Linked DNA regions of Mus musculus: region 2 is linked to region 1. The links are chromatin contacts, found by POLR2A ChIA-PET in ENCODE. All regions are on one chromosome and are shown on one strand. The core of a region is the stretch at or near the end of the contact, and the rest is flanking DNA. Distances in the headings are between cores, read along the strand shown.

The links. ChIA-PET counts read pairs that join two places held with the same protein, here RNA polymerase II (POLR2A).
Region 2: POLR2A ChIA-PET joins it to region 1 with 12 read pairs in Patski. The contact joins the promoter of Rex1bd here to the promoter of Cope in region 1. POLR2A ChIA-PET finds 5 or more read pairs at or near these places in 3 of 5 experiments (Patski and embryonic stem cell).

What each region holds. Positions count from the first base shown.
Region 1 is chr8:70,298,283-70,305,591 of GRCm38, reverse strand. It overlaps Cope (coatomer protein complex, subunit epsilon), which reads right to left and starts at 2,825. Exons shown (of 10, transcript NM_021538.2): 1 at 2,660-2,825; 2 at 896-958. The coding sequence starts at 2,785. It overlaps Ddx49 (DEAD box helicase 49), which reads left to right and starts at 3,140. Exons shown (of 13, transcript NM_001024922.2): 1 at 3,140-3,269; 2 at 4,490-4,613. The coding sequence starts at 3,155.
Region 2 is chr8:70,503,048-70,510,356 of GRCm38, reverse strand. Rex1bd (required for excision 1-B domain containing) reads left to right here and starts at 3,605. Exons shown (of 5, transcript NM_025577.3): 1 at 3,605-3,695; 2 at 3,778-3,860; 3 at 4,397-4,601; 4 at 5,297-5,373; 5 at 5,848-6,062. The coding sequence starts at 3,624. The coding sequence ends at 5,920. Crlf1 (cytokine receptor-like factor 1) reads right to left here. Exons shown (of 9, transcript NM_018827.4): 7 at 6,865-7,052; 8 at 6,718-6,760; 9 at 6,279-6,536. The coding sequence ends at 6,523. Uba52 (ubiquitin A-52 residue ribosomal protein fusion product 1) reads left to right here. Exons shown (of 4, transcript NM_019883.4): 1 at 1-19; 2 at 723-836; 3 at 975-1,061; 4 at 1,829-2,094. The coding sequence starts at 734. The coding sequence ends at 2,025.

The sequences.
Region 1 (7,309 bases), core at 1,576-4,075:
TATATTCCCAACCCACAGCCCACACCACCAGCACACTGCCCAAGACAGCAGTGTCACATGCATCTGCAGCAGGCAGCAAGGTGGCCACGTTTGTTTTCCCTGCTGTAGCTGGGGACATGTGTCAGCAGGGTGGGGGCAGAGGGTGTCTGCTATGTCCCACCTTCCCCCACCTGGCAGATCTCTTGCTGACACCCACAGCTACTTCTGGAGCCACCTGTCCCTTGCTGTCCTTTCTCAACCAGGCTGCTTTCAGAGTTGCAGCAATCCCCTTCCTCAGCCTTCCAAGTACTGTGTCACCATGCCCTGTTGGGAAGATCACAGCCACACAGAACCACACAGAGTGTGCGACTGACCTAGGCACAGGGTGGTGATGCAGTCTGTGGTTAGGAGGCTGTTTACCAGGCTCCTCCTGGGGCACCTCAGCCCTTGCCCTGGGCCAGAGTGAAGAAGACCTTTTCAGAGGTCACTAGGAATATATCTTTTTGAGCAGCATTTTGTTGTGTAGCCCAGGGTACTTTAAACTTGAGCTCCTTCTGCCTCAGGCTCCCAAGTGCTGGGAAGACGGGCCTGTGCCACCTTGCACAGCCTGGGGCTGTTTTTAGAACACAGAAGTGAAAATACACCTTGTGTTTTCTGTAGGTAATGACGAAGCCAGGCATGGTAGCACAAGGGAGGTGGAGGCAGGAAAGGAAGGTCATCCTGGACTCCATAGTGAATCCAAGGCCAGTCTAAGCTATGTGAGATGGCTGCCAAGCCTGATGACCTGAGTTCAATTCTCAGGACCACACATACTTAACCCTCCCCGTGATGAGGCATCCTGACAGTCCCCTGGCCTGGCTGTCCACGGCTTTCCTGCATAATACTCTGTGCCCTTCCCCAGGCTGTCCACACTCACCTGTGCGAGGTATGCTCTGTATAGGAAGACATCCCTCTCTACTTCCCGCTCAGGACTGGAGAGCTGTGAGAAGATATGCAGAGTGAGGCTGGGCAGCCTCCCTGCTAGGCTCATAGCTCTGGGTCTCAGCTGGAATCCAGGAGACCCAGAAGCCCCAAAGCCTCCAGAGGGCACCCAGTGTGCAAAGCCCTGATCTTCTCTCAACTGATGCGAGCCCAAGGAGGCTCCGCCGTCATCCCAGTATCACAGCGTCATCCCAGTATCACAGCGTGCAGTGCCACTACGGCTACAGCAGCAGCACAGCTGCATGCCCCAGCCCTGTTGGGCGCTTTACAAGCTCAATGAATTTGGCTTTGATTTTATTATTTTGGGAGTTTTGGAGACAGGGTTTCATGCAGACTAGGCTGGCCTCAAACTCACTACATAGCTGAGAACAAGTTGGATCTTCTTGCCTCTTGTCCAGAACCTTAACAAAACAGCTTTTTAGCCTGGTAAGGACAAGCCTCCACATAGTTTACCTGAGCCATGCCCCAGCCCATCACAGCCCTGACTCTGTTTCACATTCAAAACAGGCAAGTCTAAGACCACCACTTTCTACACCCATTCTGCCATTTCCTGGCTCTCTGTGCTGCCTCTGTTGCCAAGGCTACTATACCTAGAAAGCCTGTAGTTCCACCAACTCCATCCCTTACTGAGCCCAGCAGGAATGCTGTTTTCCACGAGTGCACAGTGAAGAATGAGTGACAGGTGATTCTGTCAACAACACACACAGGCTGTTGCAAACACGGGTCACATCTTTAATGAACTAAAGACAAGCTGAGCATTGTGGCACAGGCCTGTCATCCTGCATCTGGGAGGCTGAGACAAGACTGCTACATCTAGGGACAGCCTGGGCTATATGAAGCTGCTTAAAACATAAAACAAAACCAGGGCAAGGATTTAGCCTGTGGAGCATTTGCATCGAAGCTGTGCTTTGGCTGTGCACACTATGATCCCAGCACTCCAGAGAGCAGGCATGGCCATCAGGAATTCAGTGCTCTTCAGCAACATGGGGAGTCTGAGGCCAGCCTGGGCTAAAGGAGACTGTCTTCTTTTATAACCAAACTTCCCTTTTGGGGGGAGTGGGGGAGGCGAGGAGGGTACAGTTCAAGACGGGGTTTTTCTGTAGCACCCTGGCTGTCCTGGAAGTCGCTATGTAGATCAGAGTGGTCCAAAACTCAGAGACTTGACTGCCTCTGCCTCTGGGTGCTGGGATTTAAGGCACACCAAGCTACCTCCGGTTTAGGACTATTATTAAGACAGATTACAGTATTACCCGAACTGACCTAGAACTGCTTATGAAGATCAGGCTGACCCTAAACTTACAGAGATCAGCCTCCCAAGTGCTGGAATAGAAGGCGTGCACCATGATGCCTGACTTTAGACACTTAAAAAAGGGGGGCGGGGGGGGTTTAAAAACGAAACAGTAAGAGGTTTTATGATGGAGCTAGTGGCGCACACCTGTCACCTCACCATTACCCTGACTTCAGGTCAGCCTGGGCTATAAAGTGAGCCCCTGTCAATCAACCACCAGAAAGTTGGAAGCTTGGCACAGGGGTGCACACCTGTCATCCTAGCACTGGAGGGGTGAAGACTGGAGGCGCAGGACCTCAAGGTTAGCCTCGGTTACAGAGTAAATTGAAAACCATCCCTAATTATAAGAGAAACCGAGTCCTCGGACCAGAACCTCAGAGCGCGCCGGAAGCTGCTCCGCACGCTGCCCACCTTCACGCGCTGAGCCTCGTTGATGCACTGCTGGTAGCTGCCGATGTAGAAAGCGTTCTTCACGTCGAACAGCTCATCTACCTCTCCGGAGCCGCCAGAGACCGCGCCAGGAACCGGAGGAGCCATGTCACCGCACCTCTAACCAACCTTCTTCTGGGACACGTAGGCCGGAAGCAGGTCCCCGTCGTCAGGAACTCTGGGAAACGTAGTTCTATGGGACAAATCAGAGGCGATGAAAAAGAAACCTTGCAAAGCCTCCCGAGAACTATAGTTCGGATTCCGTCAACAAACACAAGGCCTTCAGAACCAAAACACTGAAAAGCGGTCAAAGCTCGGATTGGTTGAAGGATCTGGAGAGGGTCTCTCCGTGACGTCACATTCCTCCGCCAACGTCCTCTCACAACTTTTCCAGGCCGGACTGCGCCGGGGTGGACGTGACGTAGCATTCACGCGCCGGAAGCACTCATTTCTAGGTTCTCTGCCCGGGTCTGGAGCATGGCGGGGTTCGCTGAGATCGGGTTGTCGTCGTGGCTGGTAGAACAGTGTCGACAGCTGGGGTTGAAGCAGCCCACGCCGGTGCAGCTCGGGTGCATTCCGGCCATCCTGGAAGGTGAGTTCTCGCCTTTCTTTTAATGCCTTTCTTTGCCCGCTCTTCCTTAGCCCCACTTGGGTTCCAGGAATCAGGACAGCATTGAGTGTTTCGGGGACCCTGACCCGCAGCATTGACATTTACGCTGCGACCGACTCGTGTTCATTATCACACAGGTGATGGGTGGCACCTCTTAAGTTTTCGTAGCACCCGAGCATAGGGAGAGATCGGTGAATGACTAAAACATGGCACTGAAAAAAAAAAAGGGTAGAGCTGGCTTTGACGTAGAAGCCGTCAAACTCCAGGTAAAAACCAATGCTCCGTGTTTGTGTCAGTGCTCTTCGACCCAGTTCACTTTTGCCATTAAAGAGGCGTCCTTGGAGCCGGACGTGGTGACTCTCAGTCATCTCAATACTGAGCAGGTGGAAGCAAGAGGATCAGGAGTTCAAGGTGATCCTCAGTTTGGTAGCAAGTTGCAGACCAGCCTGGGCTACCTGAAAATTTGTTTCAAACAAGCAATTATAATAATTGTTGGAAATTAGATAATAACACGTTCAAGGGACTAGTGGAAATGAAACAGTTTTAAATATTCAATTCTGGAGAAAGGGGTACCAGCATAGAGAAAAGGCAAAAATAGCTGGTGTGGTGATTTCAAGCAAGTTTTTGAAGCCTTTCCCCAAATATGGGAAATTCCTGACCTTTTCTTCCATAGACCTGCAGGGCTTTTCCCCTCCCCAAATTCCCCATCCCATTGGTCCATTGGGGCCCCAAGTCTTCTCTAATGAATAGTTTGGGTCTTGAGGCTGCCTCTCTTCTATTCTCTTTTCTTTCTTTTTTTTTTCCCTTGTTTTTTTGTTTTTTTGAGACAGGGTTTCTCTGTATAGCCCTGGCTGTCCTGGAACTCACTCTGTAGAACAGGCTGGCCTTGAACTCAGAAATCTGCCTGCCTCTGCCTCCCAAGTGCTGAAATTAAAGGTGTGCGCCACTACTGCCTGGCTGCCCTTCCTTTCTAATCATGGGCTCAGTCACATAGCAGAGCACCTGTAACTCTCCGAGTCTTAGACTAACTAGGGGAGAGAAGGACCCAGTGCCTCCAACTCATCTGTAGCTCTAGTGAACTGTAAGCTCACCTCGTACTAAAAGCAGACCATACCCATCTATTTCTTACAATAATGAGGGAATGCCCAAGGGACCAATCATGGCCCTTGCTCCACACTGATGCTGCTTTGCCATCTGCCTAGGTCGGGACTGCTTGGGCTGTGCAAAAACAGGAAGTGGCAAGACAGCAGCCTTTGTGCTTCCCATCTTGCAGAAGCTGTCTGAGGACCCTTATGGCATCTTCTGCTTGGTTCTGACACCCACCAGGTGAGCCTCCCCACTCAGCCACATGTGCTTTCTTTTTTTTTTTTTTTGGTTTTTCGAGACAGGGTCTCTGTGTAGCCCTGGCTGTCCTGTAGACCAGGCTGGCCTTGAACTCAGAAATCCGCCTGCCTCTGCCTCCCAAGTGCTGGGATTAAAGGTGTGCGCCACCACGCCCAGCTCCACATGTGCTTTCTTGACCTGTCCGAGTTGCACTTTGCTCTTGTGTGAAATGGGGTAAGAATCATTCCTCTCTTGTAGGGTTGCAGAATCAAGCAGGGCTAATGGTGTGTGTGAAACATTCCTAGCACTCAAGAGGGAGCTACCAAGTCTAACAGCTAGGGAAACAAAATGATATCCTTGGGCCAGTAAGATTGCTTAGCAGGCAGAGCCATTTGCCTATAAGCCTAAGTTCAGCCCCCAGGGACTCACCTTCAGGGTGAAAGGAAAGAAGTGACTTCCACAGATTGGCCTCTGACCTCCATTGGAGCGCCACATCATGCATGTGCACACCCATATAGATAAAGAAATGTAATAAATGTGTTTAAAAGATATTGTAGCTGGGCTGTGGTGGCACACGCCTTTAATCCCAGCACTTGAGAGGCAGAGGCAGGCAGAGATCTGAGTTTGAGGCCAGCCTGCTCTACAGAGTGAGGTCCAGGACAGCCAGGGCTACACAGAGAAACCCTGTCTCAAAAAACCAAAAAAAAAAAAAAAGCTATTGTAGGTATATAGGTTCCATTGTGCATAGGAGAGGCCAGCAGCAGGGAACAGAAAGGATGCTGTCAGCATCTTGAATATAGGTCTCAAATATCACACAGAGGATGAGATTGCGATTGTGTTTACATGTGGGTCAGGGTTAACATCAGGCACCCTCCATTTCTCCCGCTGTGTTTTATTTATTTTTATGTATATTTTTTATTAGGTATTTTCCTCATTTACATTTCCAATGCTATCCCAAAAGTCCCTCATACCCTCCCCCCACTGTGTTTTATTTTTTAACTCCTTTCCCCCACCACTCATCCCCCAGAGCCTGCTGTCCTGGAGCTCCCTCTGTGGACCAGGCTGGCACTGACTCACAGAGATCCTTCTGCCTCGGCCTCCTGAGTGCTGGGATTAAAAGTGGGTACCACCACACCCTGCCAAAGGTTTGATTATTTATATGCCATGGACAGAAGAAGGTGTTGAGTCCTGTGAGAGACAGTTGTAAGCTGCCATGTGAGTGCTGGAAATTAAACTCAGGACCCCTGGAAGAGGTCTCAGTTGCTGAGCTGTCTCTCCACCCCCGTCTTCTATTTATTTCCTTTTGGATTTTCTAGGCAGGGTTTCTTTGTGTAACTGTGGCTCTCCTGGACCTCACTCTGTGGACCAAGCTGGCCTCCAATTCACAAAGATCTGCCTGCTGTTGCAGGATGTTTGATCACACTGTGAACCCTAAGATTGTGTTATTTAACTTGTCTTTAGTTGTGGTGTGGCTCAGCTTTAGCACACATCTTTAATGCCTCTGATGTCTAATCAGAGACATGCCCTTAGTACACTGCTTTAATCCCAAACAATGTAAGTAAAGTTAGTTTGTAGAAGGAAGTACCCATGTTTGAAAGTGATGTCTAATTGAGTGGCAGACAGTGAGATTTGACAGAGTAGCACATGGCCAACTCTCAGGAGAAGAGGAATGGGAAGCTACGTGAGGGGCAGTGCAGAGAGGAGGAGGCAGTTCTCCTGGGACAGTTGTGCAGAGGCAGGTTGCAGGGAGAGAACAACTCTACACAGGTGAAGACAGACCGAGCCAAAGAATCAGGAGCCAGAAGATTAGAACAGATTGCCAGAATTACAGAATTACTATGAGGCCGAGCGGGGCAATTCAGGAGAAGCGGGGGGGGGGGGGGGGGGGGGCCTCATAGTGTGAGTGTGTGTTAGTTTGAATCAGTCAGTGTGAAGAGAAGTTAGAGCTGGAAAGAACTAGAAAGGGTGAGCTTACTCAGCAGTGAGCCTCAGAGGCTGAAAACATTTTAGGCCTAGGTAAGATTGTACAGAGGCAGCCGGGCAGGCGGATTTCTGAGTTCGAGGCCAGCCTAGTCTAAAAAGTGAGTTCCAGGACAGCCAGGGCTATACAGAGAAACCCTGTCTCGAAAAAAAAGAAAAGAAAAGAAAAGAAAAGAAAAGAAAAGAAAAAAAGAAAAGAAAAGAAAAGAAAAGAAAAGAAAAAAAAAGATTGTACAGGACTAGGCCTAGGTTAGCAGACAGGCAGTAAGCCTTGGAGACAACAATTAGAGCAGAGAATGAACTCTTATAATAAAACTGCCTTTTTATAGCCTGCCTTTGTCTCCCGAGTGCTGGGATTAAAGGTGCGCCACCAACACCCAGCCTCTCCCATCCTATTTTTTGAGACATGGTCTCTTACTGTCTCATTAATTGTAGGCTGTGTATCCTCCTGCCTCAGTGCCCTTCCTCATCCCCACTGAGGTTATAGATATGGCTGCTGTGCACTGAGCTTTTACAGAGATGCTAAGCATCTGAACCCAGGCCCTCATGCCTCGGCAGTGAGCAGTTTGTCCTGAGATGTTTGTATGCATGTGCCACTGTGCTCATGTGGAGGGCAGAGGACCAGCTGAAGGAATCATGTGGAACCAGCTTTCCTTCCACCATGTGGGTCCTGGAGAGGGAACTCCAGATGTGAGCTTGTATCTTGCCTGCTGAGACAT
Region 2 (7,309 bases), core at 2,356-4,855, 200 kb before region 1:
CAACGAGGCGGCCGAGCGGGTTGGTGCCGTCCGCGTCGCGGCTGGGCTGTTGGCGGCTGGGCCTGGGCGGGGACGCGGCGGGGGTCGGCGAGGCGACTGTAGGGGTTCGCGGGCGCCGCTTCGGCGTCGTGCATGTTCGGTGGGACTCGGCCGCCAGGACCTGGGCGCGCGGCGGGCACGCGGCAGTGCAGCCCGGGCGCTGCGGGCGGAAGACCAAGGGCACTGACCTGAGCTCCAGGGCGAGTTCTGGGCCTAGCCTGAGATACAATGCGCGTTTGGGTCCAGTGTTGGCTGCAGAGGGAGTTCAGGGCCAGCCTGTGCTTGGGGGGGGGTGGTTGTGGCCCCCAAGGCTGGAAAGTTTGCCTGGGTTAAACTTCGTCTTAAAAAAAAAAAAAGGCTAAACTGTGCGTGGCGGTGAACTGCTCTCACCTCAGCACCTGAGAAGCAGGGCATAGTTGAGTCCAGCCGGCCCTATTGAGAAGAAACCTTTGCTGTCCGATCCTTCAGTTGGAAGGCACTCTTGCTGGGGTGGCAAGCTGTTGGGTAGGATTTCCCGACCCACCGGGTGGTGGTGACTGGCAGAGTGGGACTGCTGAGCCGTAGTCCGCAGCAGGATTTGGCTTTTTGGTAGTAAAGGTAACTAAGAAATAAGCAGTCTTAGGTGGTTAGTAGAAGCCGACGGACCTCTGTCTTTTACTCATGCGTCTCCTTCTGATGTGTAGCAGACGCCAACATGCAGATCTTCGTGAAGACCCTGACGGGCAAGACCATCACTCTTGAGGTCGAGCCCAGTGACACCATCGAGAATGTCAAGGCCAAGATCCAAGACAAGGAAGGTGGGCTGTGCTGTTCAGGGCGTTCTCCTACGGGTGGGAGCGCTTAAGGATCTTGGTCTGCTCGTCTCTTGAGTGAATGGGGTCTAACCAGCTTCTGCAGGAAGGAGTTGTGGCCAACCTGGTTTCTCTCGTGCACAGGCATCCCACCTGACCAGCAGAGGCTGATATTCGCGGGCAAACAGCTGGAGGATGGCCGCACCCTGTCCGACTACAACATCCAGAAAGGTAAGGGCTGTTTTGCTTGTCTGGTATTGTAGGTGGGGGCTGGCGTCCGACTGCTATTGCGGTCGTTGGCATGGTTGACTTACGTATTTACTGTGGGTATTTATTTGTGATGGCTCTGAGGCAAAGGGCAGAAGACCACTTTTCTAGCCTTGTGTGGGCTGAAGGGATTGAGCCCAGCTCACCAGACTCACCTGGCTGCCCCTACTTACCAAACCTTTACTTTGGTTTTGTTTTTGTTGTTTGCTTTGAGGCTAAGTGTCAACTTAGACCCAGGCTGTTTGGAACTCGTGGTAGCTCATGTTAGCCTCAAACCCATCGGAGCCATGCTGTCATCTACTTAATCCCATGTTCCAAGTCCCTGTCATATTCACACACACGTTCTGTGCATCTCTGTGTAGCACTGACTATTCTGTTGCTTCCCATGTGCTCAGATTAAAGGTGTGTGCTGTCACATCTGCTTGCCTGTTCTCTGTGTGGGTGTGAGAGCCTGAAATGTGGAGCACTGGGGGTTGGGGGTGCCGGTGTGTCCGCATCTGGATGCTTGCTGTGCTGTCTGTGGGGCTGCCTCCACTGGACATGTTTCTTGCCCTCGTTTGACTTGTGCTCTCACCAGACTTGTAAAGTTCCCAGGTGCCTACCATCTCACCACCAGTGTCTGTCTGCCTCTGTAGAGGAGCCTCTTTTAGGGTGCTACTTGGTGTCTTTGGGCAGCCCACCTCACTGTCCTGTATGAGCTCCTGCCTTCAGCTGCCTGTTCTTTTTCCCAGAGTCCACCTTGCACCTGGTGCTGCGTCTGCGCGGTGGCATCATTGAGCCATCCCTTCGTCAGCTTGCCCAGAAGTACAACTGTGACAAGATGATCTGCCGCAAGTGCTACGCACGCCTGCACCCTCGTGCAGTCAACTGCCGCAAGAAGAAGTGCGGCCATACCAACAACCTGCGCCCCAAGAAGAAGGTCAAATAAAGCTGTGGTCATACCTGGCATGTGACCCCGGGACCAAATAAAGTCCCCTTCCATCCACTGGAGCAGTAATTGGTGTCTAGAGTGACTGTTCTGTTGAGGGATCGGTGGGGAGGGGATCTCACCATGTAGCCTAGGCTGCCCTTGAACCTTGGAGGCTGGGGAGGCAGTAAAGACTGGTACTGGGCAGCAGGGTGAACCAGTGGGTTAGAACTTGCAAGCCTTGGAACCATGTAAAGGTGGAGCCCACACAGTGCTGCTGTGGGGAGGCAGGCTGTGCTTACAGATCTTGTCTTGGCTCTGATGTGTGGGGCCACAATTTAGGGTCTCTGGGGGAGCAGTTCACCTGACTCAGTACTCTGTACGCCAGTTAAGTTGCTGGACAACCTGATAGAGTTCACCATCAGGCATGGCACCAGGGACTACAGGCAACACACTTTATATGAGTTTATGAGGCCGCCTCATCTACCTTTGATTTTTGAGTATCAGGCACACTTTTGCATGAGTAGCTGGGTACTCTAGGGCGTCTAGGACCATTTCACCCATCGTGGGGAGTCTTAGACAGGCCATGTTGCTTGTAATTGACTTCAGGTATGCAGTCTGTCTTGTCATTTGGAAGGTTCCGTGGGTTCGAACCTGGTTGCCAGCAGCTTGCAAATCCCCCATGTATGTGCAACCAACATCTCCAAAGTAATTTAGGGAAGGAAGCTTTCAGAGTATATCCTACCTCCCCGGTGCTGGGAATCCCATTTCAAAGGTATAATCTGAATGGATGGTTTGTGTGCACTATGTGAGATGACATCAAAAGGTTTGTTAGGGGCTGGAGAAGTGGCTCAGTGGTTAAGAGCACTGATTGACTGCTCTTCCAGAGGTCCTGAGTTCAATTCCCAGTAACCACATGGTGGCTCAACCATCCATAATTGATCTGATGCCTCTTCTGGTGTGTCTGAAGACAGCTACAGTGTACTTACATATAATAAATACTTTTAAAAAAAAAATGCGTGATGGGCATGGTGGTGCACTTTAATCCCATCACTCTGTAGGCAGAGGCAAGCGGATTTCTGAGTTCAAGGCCAGCCTGCTCTACAAAATGAGTTCCAGGACAGCCAGGGCTATACAGAGAAACCCTGTCTGGGGGGCTGGGGGTGCATTAGGTGTCCTGCATATAGGTGTGAGTGGCTATGTGGGTAGTGTCATTGGGTTCAGTCCTGCAACAGCAACTAGTACTCAGCCACTGAAACCAAAACTGGTTCAACTACATTCGTAAGCATCACCGGTACAGAAATACTTGTGGCCTTAACTTCGATTTAGGCCCTATTCGAGCCCCGCTTGTTGCAAGGATCTGGCGGATGTACACAGCCCTGGAACTAACCATTTAGTTGCTTTAGAAACTATTTAGAGTTCCACCAGGCGGTGGTGACACACGCCTTTAATCCCAGCACTTGGGAGGCAGAGGCAGGGACAGCCAGGGCTACACAGAAAACCTGTCTCAAAAAAAAAAAAAAAAAAAAACGAATTCAAAGGCGCGCGGGCTGGTGGTGGACCTCCCGGCCGGCAGGGGGCGCAGCGGCCATTCCCTAGTGCCACTTGACTGCGCAGTCATGCTCACCGCCGCCACAGAGGTGTTGGCTGCTGCAGACGGTCCCGGGTCTGCGGAGTCCGCGTGGGCCTGGGTGAGCCCGGTTGCGGGTGGGACGGGCGCGGGGTGGCGGGATGGGCTCAGGACTCCGGCTTCATGGCCCCACACCCCCATAGAGAGACGCCCCGATCGCTACACTGGTGCAGAGGATTCAGCAGCTTCAGAATGAACGCGCACAGGCCTTCCGCCGTCTAGACCAGTGAGCGGGCTGGGCTGGAGGAGGGGGCGGGCCCTGGGAGAGCTTGCCTGAGGGGGACCTGAGGGGAGGCGGCTGGAGGCGTGGCTGGGAGGACCTAGGTTGTGGACTTGGTCGGAAGAGGTGGGGAGAGAGCCAGATCTGGTCCAGGAGATGCAGGAGTGCTGCTGCCGGGAGCAGGGCGTACTTGAAAGCGAAGTCTAGAAGGGTGGGTAAAAGGATCTGTGACACTGAAGCCTGTCTATTTGGGGGAGTTGGGTAGAGCTGAGGGTGTAGCTTTTAGTAGCAGGGTAGATAGGTGTAGAGCAGCATGTGACCGTGGGCGTGGCCTGGCGGGAGCAGCTGTGGTGTGACCCTCCACAAGATCCCTCATTTCTCTGAGTGCAGAGATGGTTAAGCACTAGCTCTGTCCTGACAGACCCAGTCTGTGGAGTTCGGGTTTGTCTCTTTCGAGTCGGGGGTATCTTCCACGTAGCTGGAGCAGGGAGCGTGGTCTGCTTGTCAGCGTGTCGATTCAGCATCCTCCCGGTCCACTGCAGAGCTCACCGTCAGTACCTGCTCAGTGGTCAGCACTATGACTTCCCGAGTTACCGGAGTGTCGTGCACGAGGTGACCCAGGCCTTCGCCGCTGCCTCGCGGGAGGTATTGGCAGTGGAAGCAGAGTTGGCAGGGCCTCGAGCGCAACCGGTGCTCGCCCGCCACGTGCGCAGCCTGCAGGAGCTAGAACAGACGCGCCTGGCCACGGTAAGACCACCACCCCTCTCCTTTTAGAGTGGGGCATGGTCCACAACCCATTCCCAGCCACCCCGACCTACTACTATTTTTGCCAAACACCTCTATGCATTTGGGCCCTCTCCCACTCTTTCCTGGCTAACTACATTTCCCTCCCAAATTTTTGCTTAATTATACCAGCCCCTCTGTAAAGCTGTCCTAAGAACTCCAGAAACCCAACGCATCGACCACTGTGGCTGTTTAAGTCCCTAACTCTGGGTTATCACCGTTGGAACCCACAAACTACTTCTTCCACAAACATCCTCAGACACTTGTCATCCTTGGTCCTTGACCCAGATCCCAAGACCCCACCTACCCTAACCTTATAGCCAGTGGTAGCAGGGGAGGAGCTTGCCCACTGTAAACCATGTAGCTCTTTGGTCTGGAATTCTTAGTGCAGAATCCCAAACTCTGCAGAGTTCCATTTCCATCCTAGAATTCGAACTCCATGTCCGGCCACTGGGGTGGAGGCCACACCCACCATACCTGCCACCATTCCCTGGTTTTTCCAAACTGTGACCATATTCTGTACCTCCTTCCATAGGAGAGCCCTAAAAGCAAGTCATACGCTACCTCCCACTCAAGCTCTGCTCTCCTTAGAGTCCACTCCTGGCCCTCCTTCCCTCTGTGTGGCTTTTGTCTACTGTAACTCCCATTTCCTCCTCCAGGTGGCACTGTTGCAGGTGATGGGGACACCAGGAGTGTCAGAACAGGACCCTGAAAAGTTGCACCAGCTGAAAATAAAGTGAGCCCTGTTGGCCCCTTGGCTTGCCACCTTAGATTGGCACCTTAGATTGAGTCAGCCCAGCGCAGAGCCAGTCAGAGAGGGCAGACACTCTGATGCACTCTGGTGCTCCCAGATGCGTACTTCCTAGGATGTGCATGTATATCACATCTCTTACAGTTTCCACTGCTTTCAGGAGTTTGAATGTGACCAGTCACTTGCTCCCCTGTGAACCCCTCTAGGTCTATTGCAGGTCTCTATGCATAGATAGGCATGCACAAACATCCCCTCCCCCCACCACCATGGCCTTTCCCATGAGCCTACTGTGACCCAACGAGCCACCCGGCCTCCTGGGCATGCTCCCAGGCTGGGCTTGAGGTTTGGCAGCAAGCAGGAGGGCCCAAGGCTTGCCATAGCCCCCCTCCCCGCTAGCTGTGCAGCTCAGCTAATTCACCCCATCTGGGTTTTATTTATAGTTTCCATCCGCTCTTGTAGGGTAATTAAAACCATGGAGGCGATCGGCGAGGTTCTGCAGGAACTCAGGTTTGATGCGGAATCTGCCGAGTGAGGGCGGCTCCCCAGGGACCAGAGGAAGCCGGGAAAAGAGGCCCATGGCGTCGAGCCCAGCCCTGACCGCCAGCTGGCTGAGGTCGTGCCCTGCTGGGCTGCCCTCCAATGTGCCTCACGCAATAAAGAATTCTCCCTCTGCAGCTTTCCCATCAGCTCTGTATCTTGGGATGGGTCAGCCATCTTGGGGTGAGGGGGGATTCTCCAGGGAAACAGGGAGAGCAGGTGTAAGATTTCACACCCCCAAGGAGTTCTGGGACAGGTAGTGTTCTAGAAAACAGGATCGAAATTTATAGGTGGGGAGGGGGTATGCTACCCCTCCCCCCACCCCAACACATAGGCCCCAAACACACTGGCCATCGGGACCTGAACAACTCCTTTATTTATTTAAAGAGACTCTTGGGAGGCCCTGCAATACCCCAACCCTACCCACACTGGGGTATATCCAAGTGTGACCATCATGTGGACCAAAGCTGTGGTTGTGGGAGCTCATTGTGCCCCAGCCTCTGGTAGGTTTCTTTGTTGCCCAGATGGTACAGAGGGGCTCCAATTCAGGTGAGCCTCCAGGTCTGACCCAGCAGGAGGATGGCCTATCCTTAGAGTTTAGCCGGCAGGACCTGAGGGCAGAAAAGAGGCCACATTAAGCCTGGACCCTTCAGCAACTTGATGATGCAGTAAAACCTGGGGCTCTTTGCAGTAGGTGAAATGAGCACTAAGAGATCCCTTTGAGCAACACCGAAGGAGGGGAAAGGGCCTCATCTAGACTGCTGTAGGCCCCACTCACCCAGACCCCCTTACCTCTCGCCGCACCCCGTCTGCCCGAGGGCAGGATCCCCTCGTCCTGTGCTTGGAAAGAAGAGTGCGGTGTTGTGGAGGCTGCTCACCCGGGTCTCTCTCTTCCTCTGCTCCTTTACCCCCCACGCAAGCCTCCCCCAACTTTCCTACCTGGTTTCGGGTCTTGTGTGACTTCTGCATCCAAGCACGCCACTGGTCGTACAGGCGGAAACTAAGGTTCGAGCAGTATGCGTGCTTCTTGAGCCAGCCGAGGAACTGCTTGAGCTCGCGCCGCACCGGGCCCGAGCTGGGCTCGCCGCCCCGCGGCTCGCACACCCCGCCGCCCGGGCCCGGGCGCTCTAAAGAGAATGGAGCGGCAGTGTTGGGGCGCGGCCAGCAGGAGGCGCGCGCGGGACGGCGGCCTCCCATACCAGACCAGCTTCGGCTGGGGAAAGTTGGGAAAGGTGTCAGGTGTGGACCCAGAGTCACCCAGAGGAATGGCAATGCCACGGCGATGGAGACAAGCAAAGGAGGGAGTCAAATCAGTGGGAGGTAAAACCGAGTATTCGGTCGGAAAGGAAATCAATGGAGACTAAGTGGGGCCGGAGACTCTAGG